Linked DNA regions of Homo sapiens: region 1 is linked to region 2. Evidence: chromatin contacts called from ENCODE Hi-C or POLR2A ChIA-PET data. All regions are on one chromosome and are shown on one strand. The core of a region is the stretch at or near the end of the contact, and the rest is flanking DNA. Distances in the headings are between cores, read along the strand shown. Region 1 overlaps FYB1 (FYN binding protein 1). Region 2 has its middle 25 kb from the start of RICTOR.

Evidence for each region. Hi-C counts contacts between places; a loop is a spot of excess contacts on that map. ChIA-PET counts read pairs that join two places held with the same protein, here RNA polymerase II (POLR2A). Pooled maps may share reads with other maps.
Region 1: a loop to region 2 is called in a map of PC-9, with 5 times the contacts of the local background. The contact joins two enhancer-like sites. A Hi-C loop is called at or near these places in 6 of 168 maps with a recorded cell type or tissue (CD8-positive, alpha-beta T cell, K562, MCF 10A and 3 more) and 5 of 50 pooled maps. POLR2A ChIA-PET finds 5 or more read pairs at or near these places in 5 of 52 experiments (AG04450, Caco-2, MCF 10A and 2 more).

The regions. Positions count from the first base shown.
Region 1 is chr5:39,133,940-39,140,544 of GRCh38, reverse strand. It overlaps FYB1 (FYN binding protein 1), which reads left to right. Exons shown (of 19, transcript NM_001465.6): 5 at 1,293-1,312; 6 at 1,854-1,888; 7 at 2,825-2,945; 8 at 5,531-5,690; 9 at 6,196-6,337. Among named protein-coding and RNA genes, the nearest start is that of RICTOR, 63 kb to the right of the region's middle. Within about 2 kb of position 1,489, at least 4 of the 41 ENCODE cell types and tissues checked have a DNase peak (open chromatin) inside an H3K27ac peak, as active enhancers do; they include PC-3 and PC-9, where a contact is called at or near this core.
Region 2 is chr5:39,096,595-39,101,665 of GRCh38, reverse strand. No RefSeq gene overlaps it. Among named protein-coding and RNA genes, the nearest start is that of RICTOR, 25 kb to the right of the region's middle. Within about 2 kb of position 1,250, at least 4 of the 41 ENCODE cell types and tissues checked have a DNase peak (open chromatin) inside an H3K27ac peak, as active enhancers do; they include PC-3 and PC-9, where a contact is called at or near this core.

The sequences.
Region 1 (6,605 bases), core at 240-2,739, 39 kb before region 2:
TACTTAGGTTGACCGAGTATGACAGGCATGCTCTCCAGAAGAGATGCATCTATCTACACTCTCATCAATCGGTCCTGTTATTCAGCTTTCCATTTTTTTCTTATGTGAATCAAATTATATCTCCTTTTAATTTCTATATCTCTGCTTACTCTTGAGTTTGAGCACTTTATTTGCTTATAAGCCTTTGTGGTTTCTTCTTCTGTAAGTTGCCAGTTTCTACCTTTTGACCATTTTTTGTATTGGGAGTGGTATATTTTTCTAGTTAACTTGTAGGGGTTCCTTTATATTTCAGACATTAATGTCATGTCAACTTCAAACATTGCAAATATCTTCTCCCATTCGGTCAGTTGTCTATTAACTTAGCCCATGCTGTCCTTCATTGAATGTAAATAAATTTTGATATAATCGAATGTATTAATTTTGCCTTGTAATTCATGCTATTTAAGAAGTCTTTTTTCCTAGAAAATAAAAATGTTCTCATTTTTTCCTGTAGACTTTATCACATAAATATATTTAGGTCTTTGATCTCTTTGCAGTCCCCTTTGAGGAGTTAGTAGAAATCCAGAATTGCCTCATGTATGGAGCCAGTTTTCTCCTTACTGTACTCTAAACAATCCATCCTTTTCTCATTAATTTATAGTGCTACCTTTATATTATATCAGCTCTATGTGTGTGTATGTGTATATTATGGGTGTGTTTATGTACATTTGTGTATGTCACTGAATTTTCTGCTCTATTCCATTGGTCTATTTGCCTGTTCTTATACCAACACCACACTGTTTTTATTATTAATATTATTATATTATTGCTCTTAATATTGGATTCTGTTTCAATATTCAGTAATTAGTTTTGATATTACACTGAACTCTTATTAAATTTTTTTAATCCAATTAACTTGATTTGTTTGATACATAAAAACAAATCCTTGGGAACTAATAAGTAAAAAGGTGTGAAACAGTGATTTTTTAATACCTTTTTCCATGCAAGCCCAGAAAACCAAATGGACATCCCTTTTCATAAAGGTAATAAACAGTGTATTAATTATTTTTCGCCCTTTGCATTATTTTATGAAAGCCAATGAAATGATTTTATAATTAAGTCACCAGCACAAATAAAAGCCATAGTAAAGATCTAAAGTACGTATTTGATTTTCTATTTCTGTATCTTTGATAAAGCATAAGTTCTGTTAGATTATGAACTATTTTGAATATTATTATATCATATCCAATAATCTTACATTAAAGTGCTTCCTTATTACAAATGTATTAAATTTTATTTTTTTAATCTTTTAGGTGCTGGAAATCTAGATGAGGTCAGATTTTTTTCTCTTCTCATATTATATTGACATAATCAGAATATTTCACAAGTATTATGATTCACTCCGTATTGGTACAAAACAAACAAATGAAAATCCTTATGAGCAATGATATTTTTCCATTTCTAATCTTATTTCATCTAAAATGCTTAAGATGTTACACACTAGTCATCACACTGACTCATTATAATGCTGTAGTGCTGAACAAACTTAAGTCTGACTACACGTCTGATTTATATAGCAAGATAGAAAAGGAAATTTTGTTTTTGCTTTCCCAGTCTATTTCTAAGGAGAAAAAAAATATTTTAAATAAGCCAAACTTACATACAATAGTTGTTTTACTGAGTATTTGAATTATTCTTTCAAAAATAATTCACAGTATGGCTCCTTTAAGTAGTTATTCCTCTGGACCATTTAATATGTGGTTCAAATTATAAAAATTTACATTGTTGCCTTCATTTTAAGTCTAAGCAATGTAATATGTGTGTCAACTTTTTAAATAATAAAAATTAATCATTATCAATGTTTTTCTTTACAGGAACAAGACAGTGAAGGAGAAACATATGAAGACATGTATGAATTACATTTTTTACCATGACAGTTTTCTTCAAAGATGAATATAATGTTTTGTATGAGGGAGAGTGGGTATATAACAACACTAGGAGGGAAGCTTGATTTGTTCAAATGACTGGCGTATAATAACTTTTATTTCAATTTAAAGGACCCAAAATTATTTAGTTCTCTAAGAATTCTACAAAGGACTCTGTTAAAAAGCTATTGTGTGAGAGGCCAGAGACATGCCTCTGAGATAAACCACAGTCAGGGAATCAGAGACAGAAATCTGATTTCTTACTCTTAGTGTATCCTTGGGCAGATGAGTTAATTTATGTTACGCCTTCTTCACCTGAACAGAGCTCCACCCACGGGGTGCTATGAAAAATAATTTATCATGACGCCCAGAGGTCAGAGTGTCAGCTGCTAAAGTGGAAAGATGTTAAACAAAGAAGTTTCTTGGAAACGAAATTTCTTGGAAAGTGGGTGAAAGTAGAAATGAATATATTATCTTACTTTATCATATGTTGATCTCAGATACCTTAATTTTCTCTACCCAGTGTTTATTCAACCAATTCTGACTCAAGTTTCAGAGCCAAGGTTTATATGTGTACCTGTGAATGCACAGGCACGTGTGCATATGAAAGAGAGAAAAAGAGATGGATTCTATTTATGCGAACATACAGCAAGAATGGGGCCTCTATAAACGGTGGCTTCCACTTGCTGGCACAAGTTGTCAGGGAAAGCAGAGCCTTTGGAAGGTATCCTCAGCAGTGTGCCTCCTACTGGTTTTAAAAATAATCTCACACATTCCGGATTTTGACAACCTTTCGCTTTTTACCTTCAACTGTACTTCAGATACCACCTTTTCTGTTGTGAGTAGAAACTTCTAGGTAGGGAGTTCCGACGCATCAACACCTGCAGATGTGAAAACAACCTAACAATTTTTACTCACAGAGAAGCATCCAAAGAAAGAGAGAAGAAAAGGGAAAAGGAAGAAAAGAAGAGGTTAGAGCTGGAGAAAAAGGAACAGAAAGAGAAAGAAAAGAAAGAACAAGAAATAAAGAAGAAATTTAAAGTAAGGGCTTGCTTGCTAATGAGTGAAAGAATAACATCTTTTTATACCTTTCACACAAAAGGGGTACCATTCTTGAAAACTTACATAGTTGAAGAATTACTTATTCATTATTCTCTAAAGAGTAATTATCTTCATAACAGTACTTTTTTGTCCAATACACCATTTTATCCCTGAACTAATATAATAAAATTTAAATAAATATATTGGTTCATAATTAGTGGACACCCAGGAAATTTTATGTTGATTGAGTGAATGAATATTTACCTTTTCAAACCCATCTTGTCTCTCCCCATAATGCATTTCATATTAGCCTACTTATACTATGAATTAGCATCACACACATAAATATCCCTGTGGTATGTATTATAGGGGGGCATTGGACACAAGTGCCTCCAGGGTGAACCAGACCTGTCTCAGAATAAGATTTCCATGATCTACTCTAATTGCTAGTATCTATACATGAGTTATATTGTTGCCTTTAAGTCTGTGTACATGCTGACTTCTGATAACTGCTGTTTCTCATCCCTCTTTGTCTGTCTGGATTCTGACCTCTGTATTCTCTGATCTCTGGTAATTGTGTGTTTTCTACCATTACTACCACCAGTAAACGCTACACTCAGGGGCTATTTTCTCCTGGCTACACCATCTTTGATGACATGGCTCATCTGGCATGGGTCTGGCATGTCAGACATATTTAGGGTGATTATCTGAATTACAAAATTATTCTTTCAAAAAGAATTCACTGTATGGTTTCTTTAAGTATTTTTATTCCTCTGGAGCATTTAATATGTGGTTCAAATTTCTTTAAAAATGATTTATATATAACTTCCCGGTATATTTATTGCATTAAAGCAAAGGTTCAATGCATGGTGCAAGGAAAATGTATAGCATCAAGTCAGCCAGACAAACTGATTCAAATTCCAGTTGCACATACAAGTTATGTGATCTTGGGCTTCTCACTTAACTTCTCTGAGCCGCTGATTCTTAATCTTTTAAGTAAGGATAAATGATACTACTCCAGAAAGTTTGTTATGGAACTAAAATAATGCAGAGCATACACTGTATCATAAGATTCTCATTTGATTTTGAAAAAGCTTGCTATATGTAAGTAAAATTATGATTACCGTATTAATATTAGAACATTTTACTTATACAGAATGCATGACTACCAATCTTTATATTTTTCAAGTGAAAAATTAATTTCAATTAATTTATGAAAATCTATATCGTAGGCCAGGCGTGGTGGCTCAGGCCTGTAATCCCAGCACTTTGGGAGGCCGAGGTGGGTGGATCATGAGTTCAGGAGATTGAGACCATACTGGCTAACACAGTGAAACTCAGTATCTACTAAAAATACAAAAAACTGGCCAGGCGTGGTGGCGGGCACCTGTAGTCCCAGCTACTTGGGAGGCTGAGGCAGGAGAATGGCATGAACCTGGGAGGCAGAGCTTGCAGTGAGCTGAGATCGGGCCTCGGCACTCTAGCCTGGGCAACAGAGCGAGACTCCATCTCAAAAAAAAATAACAAAAATCTATATAGTATACTTTCCATGAAGAAATTGTAGATTTAAAGGAATTATGTGGGGTTTTTCCATGTTTCTTCTGGAGAATTCAGCTTTACATTATCTCATTCATTCAAATAATATTTTTAGTAAGAAAAGATAGGATATGGAAATCATACCATTAAATATGAACTCAAAAGTCTGTCAAAACTAGGACTTCACCAGCCATATTCCTTTCACAAGATGATAATAGATAATAGGTAAAAAAAATTAAATAAATATGAGAACTGAGCCTCATCAGCATCATGGCATATCATAACTTAACTTACATTATTTTCTTTATTTCTTAGTGGTACATGATAATGATAAATGTTTATAATTAATGCCATCATAAATTCAATAAATTAAAGGTAGAGCTTCTTCAAAAGTCGTCATGCATATTTGCATATCAAAAGATTCAAGAAATTCTGTTGAAAAGACACCAATTTAGGATTAGAAAATTAAGAGTTTAGGATTCATAGTCTAACCAACATCATTATCCTTCTATCAATAAGCCACCATACTGTTCAGAATATTAATTTGAAAAACCTCGTGTAACATTTGCTTGCTATTATTTGATTTACAAGCTTATTTCTGAAATGTTATCTTGTTTATAGCAGGTAATGTCTGCTCCAATTTTACAAACAATGCAAAGGGGAAAAAACTCCATCTTCTGAACAGAATCCTGGCATATTCCATAAAGATACATAGCACACAGCATGGATTGTTGTACATAAACGCTGTTCAGTTATTGGGGGCTGCCTTTGCAGGCCTCTTGCAGAATTCCTAGTCAACAGATCCCTGCCTCACTCTCCTGACCCCATGCACATGTTCACCTGTCTTAGCTGGTCCTGCTTGGCCCCTGTGATTTTTCCCTAACCCCTCCTATAAGAAAAACATTCACCCTCAATTTCTGGTTAAACCCTGTAAATGTTGGTTATAGGTAGCTTAGCAAGTTGTAGACTTATATCTTTCAAAATTGCATTCCTTAAAGATTTTCTAAATTATAAGGAAATCTTTTGTGACTATTTTTTTCTCTTTGCAGCTAACAGGCCCTATTCAAGTCATCCATCTTGCAAAAGCTTGTTGTGATGTCAAAGGAGGAAAGAATGAACTGAGCTTCAAGCAAGGAGAGCAAATTGAAATCATCCGCATCACAGACAACCCAGAAGGAAAATGGTTGGGCAGAACAGCAAGGGGTTCATGTGAGTGCAAATTTCTCTATGGCTTCGAAGTATTTTCTTTGCGAGGCAATATTCAATGTACATATTCCTCCAGAACTCGTCATAGGCATCGAGTTAGGAGTACTTTACAGAGTGGACAAAGGGAGGAAAATGTTAAATGGCAGGTATAGTTCCGTCTTCACCTCATCTGTTATCTATATTGTGGGAAACAACGTACAGTTTTATATTATTCCAGGAGGAACGAACAGCATTAGGTTTTTCATTGATGTTAAAAAGAAAAAATGCTTCATGTGAATCACTTTAGAATATTTAAAATAGAAGGTAGGCTTACATTAAACTACAACAGGATTAGACTTTGACAGAGTACAGTAAAATTTGGGTCTACTTGGGAGGTCTACAAATCAGAACTACAAGAAAATAAATCAGGGGAAAGTTTAAAGAGCAAATGTGCAATTGATATTTTATTCACAACTTTAAAATATTTAAACTACAGTTGCCTGAACATAAATATTTCCCTTTTTGGTAGATGGCTATATTAAAACAACTGCTGTAGAGATTGACTATGATTCTTTGAAACTGAAAAAAGACTCTCTTGGTGCCCCTTCAAGACCTATTGAAGATGACCAAGAAGTATATGATGATGTTGCAGAGCAGGATGATATTAGCAGGTATGTGCAAGTACGTATTGTAGAACAGATCAAACTGTCTCCTTGTCAGAAATTTTGTATATTAAGATCCTAGAATTTTACCCTCCATAACTCCTACTGCTCTCTATCACTAAACTAAATGACCACTTACAATAACCCCAACATGGGTGAAAGGTCGTTTGAAACTCCATAGTCTTTCTTTTGATTATATGCATCAAATACTACTTGAAATATAGTGGGCCATTTGCCAGATCTTGTAAAATGTGTTTTCATTCTAAAACACTTTTAT
Region 2 (5,071 bases), core at 1-2,500:
ATTAAACACATACTAATATTTCTCTGATGTATTGTTTTCCCTCAGTCTTCTTGAATAATTTGGTCCTTTATCATTCCTTGCTCACTTTTGATACAGATATTGGTAGAAAATTAGTTTTGTCCTGTGAGAAACATCATATTGGCATGATGATAAATGGTAATTTGGTATGGAGACAGTAGAGAAGGTAGGGAGGGGCCTGTGGCAAACTGTAGAATATAAGCTCTGTCCATGGGAATGAGTTGCTAATTATGCTGGGTATCTTCTGTTTGGTCCTCTGGATTCCCCCTCTCCAACCTTCTCCATCCTGTTCTGTGCCTTTTGAGACCAACCTTTATGGACTGGACTCAAGAGGTTCCCTTGACTTCAGCTGCCAGTTTCACTGGGCCCGTGGGGGAGCAATAGCACTCAATGAGAGGGACGGGGAGTGAAGTTTGGATGTTTATTTGTTCGGCATCCTCTCAGGGAAATCCTTACAAGGTGGCGGTGTCCTTCACTCAAAGGCCACAGCTCTGTCGGACAGGCTTTTCCACATTGTGCTGGCTCTCTAGGTTCCAGTGCTTCTCCCTGGACTTGCCCCTTCAGGATTGCAACCACTTCCTGTGTTTACCAGCCCTAGGGTACTGTGTTTTACTTTGTGGCTTCCTGACATACTGTTCACACATTTGTAAACAATCACTGAATGAAACCTTCCTCAAATTTCCCAATTTGAGTTTGCTATTTGGTTCCCACGTAGGTCCTGCTGATGTACGTATGACTCAGCTCTGATGAGTTGTGAGCCCAGTGTTGATTCTCCTCCTTTTCAAGAGAAGCTGAAATCGAAGTTTATATATAAAAATTCCACTTGTTTTTATCGTAAATTCAATTTTTTAAATGCACTATTCAGAGCAAAAAAATATCTCCGTAGGCCAGATTTGGCCCACGCAGTTAGTCTGCAACCTCTGCCATTTATGATAAGAAATAAATCAGATGAAGGAGAGGCCACTCTAGCTATCCAACCCTGCCAATATTGTGGAAACTTTATGTACAGGTGAGTGATGGACAAGATGTATTTAGTGTCTATAATAGCCAGATTCCATCGCTTTTAGTAGCACCAAAGGCCATTGAGTGATCTAATAAGAATATGATCATAAAAAGTAATGTGGCTGCACAACATTCTTCAGCATCTGAAATGTTGCAAATACCCTCACCTGAAACTAAACAGAAGTCTACAGTCAAACTGTGGTTTGGGATGTGCTCAACTGAGAATAATATTCTCATAATAATGTAGGCTGTCTGAGGCCAGGTTGTTATCAACAAAGGAGAGTGAAGAAATATCTGCAATGACCACCAATGTAAGCCCTCTCATCTCGGTTCTTGGAAATAGATCTTTGAAATATTGTCATATTTTTCAAAAACTTTATATTAAGTTCATTATTTAGTAATGTAAACCACATCTTCCCTTTCAACTTGATGATCTCAACACATATGTAATCATACATGAAAGCTTAGCTCTCCATCATGTCTCTAGCAGCAGTACTAAAGGGAATCTTTTTTAAGTTAGGATTGAAATTTAGGTTACTATACTTAAGCAAATTCAATATGTTTGTCAGAGCTTCACCCTAAATGGTGGAAGCTGTGTTAAGTAAAGCACTGAAATCCTCCCACATGCCTCAGGGGACCTGAGTTTTCTTTTGGCTTCTCATCTTTAATATGTATGGATCTAAAAGAGGTGCACTAAGCTATAGTGGCTACTTAACTTCCAAGATCTAAATGAATGTGCAGAACTACAAAAACCAAAACCATAAGGTATTAAAGAACACATATAGGTGTTTGTGCATTCATCTAGAGGAGAAACAACAACCAAAGATCTCCACTATTCATAATGTATCTATCTACAGAAGTAGACTTACTAGGAAGATATCTTAGGTTGGTGTTTTCATCCATTTGGACTGCTATAACAAAGTACCACAGACTGGGTGGCTTATAAACAATAGAAATGTGTTTAGTACAGTTCTGGAGAGGGTGGGAAGCCCAAGATTAGGGTGCCAGCATGGTCAGATTCTGGGGAGGGCCCTCTTCCGGAATGCAGACTGCCTAGTTCTTGTCTTCACTCTACAGCAGAGAGTGAGCTAGCTCTCTGGCCTCTTCTTATAAAGACACTGATCCCACCCATGAGGGTTTCACTATCAAAGACTCAACCTCCCAATACAATCCCTAAGTCCCCAAAGGTCCAACCTCTCAAAGACCCAACCTCCAAATACCATCACATTAAGGATTGTGTTTCAACATATGAAACTTGGAGGTGTGGTGAGCACAAGCAATCAGTCCACAACAGTCCGGTTCCTTAGAAGCAGAGCTCCAGACAGGAATTCTTGTGCAAGGGATTTGTTAAGGATGTGCTCTCAGGAGAAACCTGTAAGGAGTGAGGAAGCAGGAGAGCACAGGAGAAGTTAGACAAAGACGTAGAGGCAGCTAAAGCCCAGTCTCACCTGATTCCACAGCAAGAAAGGCATCACTGAATTATGTCACCTTGAGGCAAGGGAGCTGGGCTTTTATACCCTCCCACTCAGTCATTTTAAAAAATGAGGCGGCCGGACGTGGTGGCTCATGCCTGTAATCCCAGCACTTTGGGAGGCTGAGGCAGGTGAATCACGAGGTCAGGAGTTCGAGACCAGTCTGGCCAACATAGTGAAACCCCGTCTCTACTAAAAATACAAAAAAAAATTAGTCGGGCGTGGTGGCGGGCACCTGTAATCCCAGCTACTCGGGAGGCTGAGGCAGGAGAATCACTTGAGCCCCAGAGGCAGAGGTTGCAGTGAGTCGAGATTGTGCCATTGCACTCCAGCCAGGGCAACAGTGTGAGACTCCATCTCAAAAAAAAAAAAAGAAAAAAATGAGGTTTAGAGATGATATATGATTTTCCCAAATTACAAAGCCAATAAGGCTTACACCCTGTGCACAAGGTCTTAATTGTGATATCCTGCTGTCATTTTATATATGATACACACTTCTCCCTTATCTCACTAAATAATAATAATAAGCAACAAACAAAAGCTTGAAAATTATCAGTGAGACACAAGGAAGGCAGAAATTAGGAAAATTGTTAGTTCTTTTTTGTTATGATACAGATGGCAATCAGAATAAAAATAATATTAAATGAGGTCGAATGCCTAGTTTTAAGAAAGGAAGTTATATACATTTAATTAACGTTACATGCATTTAATTAACATTTAATTAACGTTAGATTAATATATATTTAATTATACATTTAATTAACGTTAGATAAATTTGGTATCTAATATATACATTTAATATATATACATTTAATTAATGTTAGATAAATTTGGTATTATGAGCTATACAGTTTAAAATAACTGAAGAAAAATGATGACAACATGGTATGATTGACTGTTCAGCAAACATATCTGAGTTTACATATCCAGAATAGTATTGTTCCCTCCAAAGCAGTCAATATGAGGGGATGTATACCTATTTCAATATTTTCCATAAAATTAGGATTCATTAGCATATCAAAAGAATACCTGGCCAGGTGCTACAGCTCATGCCTGTAATCCCAGCACCTTGGGAGGCCAAGGCAGGAGGATTGCTTGAAGCCAGGAACTCTAGACCAGCCTGGGCAACATAGCAAGACCATGTCTCTACTAAAAATAAAAAATATAAAGTTAACTGGGCATGGTGGGGCATGCCCGTAGTCCCAACTACTCAGGAAGGCTGAGGCAAGCGGATCCCTAAAGCCCAGGAGTGAGCTATGATCACGCCCACTGCATTCTAGCCTGAGCGACAGAGACCCCGTCTCTAAACAAACAAAACAAAACAAAAAACAAAAGGGATAGTGCACACCTGTGCTTATTACAGCACTATTCACCATAGCAAATATATGGAATCAATCTAAGTGTCTATCAGTGGATGAATGGATAAAGAAAATGTGGTATATATACATAATGAAACTCTAGTCGGCCATAAAAGAGAAATAAAATCCTTCCATTCGTGGTAACATGGATGCAACTGGAGGTTATTATATTAAATGAAACAAGCCAGGCACAGAAAGACAAATACTGCGTGTTCTCACTCATGTGGGAGCTGGGAAAGTTGATCTTATGGAGGTAGAGAGTACAATGATAGATACTAGAGGCCGGGAAGGGTGTGTTGGGACGGGTGAAGGGTAGGAAGAGAGGGTGGTGAATGGGTACAGACATACAATTAGCTGGAAGGAATGCCTAATGTTCAATAGCACAGTAGGGTGACTATAGTTAATAATAATTCATCGTATATTTCAAAATAGCCAAAAGAGAAGATTTGAAATGTTCCCAATACAAAGAAATAAACATTCAAGGTGATGGATAGCCTACACACCCTGACCTGATCATTACACATTCTATGCATGTATCAAGATATCACATGTACCCCATGAATATGTATAAATATTACATATCAATAAAAATTATTAGGATTTCTTATTATGCCAAAAAAGGGGGTGCAGAGAGATTGTATCTTCAAATTTGCCTTTAGTACTTAGGGAAAATTGATTTTTAATATCTTCATTACTGAAATATAATAAATGCTTACCCTTTGAAAGTGGATTTTAGTTTTGCAAACGGGCAAAAACCATTCAGAGTCACATATGATGTATAAAGTGGGTGAACAAGAAAGGCAATACTCTTGTGAAATTAAGCTGTGACCTTATATTAATGATGGTTTCTTGTTTATCATAAACTGCCCCTAACCTTTCTTAGTATTGGAAGATAAATTTGATTGAATGTTTATTTTTTTATTTATAATAATAGTACAACAGTTTTCTGTCTCCATCAGTCACTTTTTAAAAAATAATTATCTTGTTAAATAAAACATTACGAATACATTTAAAGCTACCTGTGTACCTCATCCAATTACACTTTGTTTCCTCTTTCCCTCCTTCCTAGGGAAAACCAGCATCCAATTGTACTGTTTATCATTTCCATGCATTTATTTATGTTTTCATTACATATGGAAATTTATCAGTATTATTTTATTGGTGTTTTAAAAAATTTTATATAGCTAGTATCATATTGTATGTAGTTTTCTTTTATCTTTA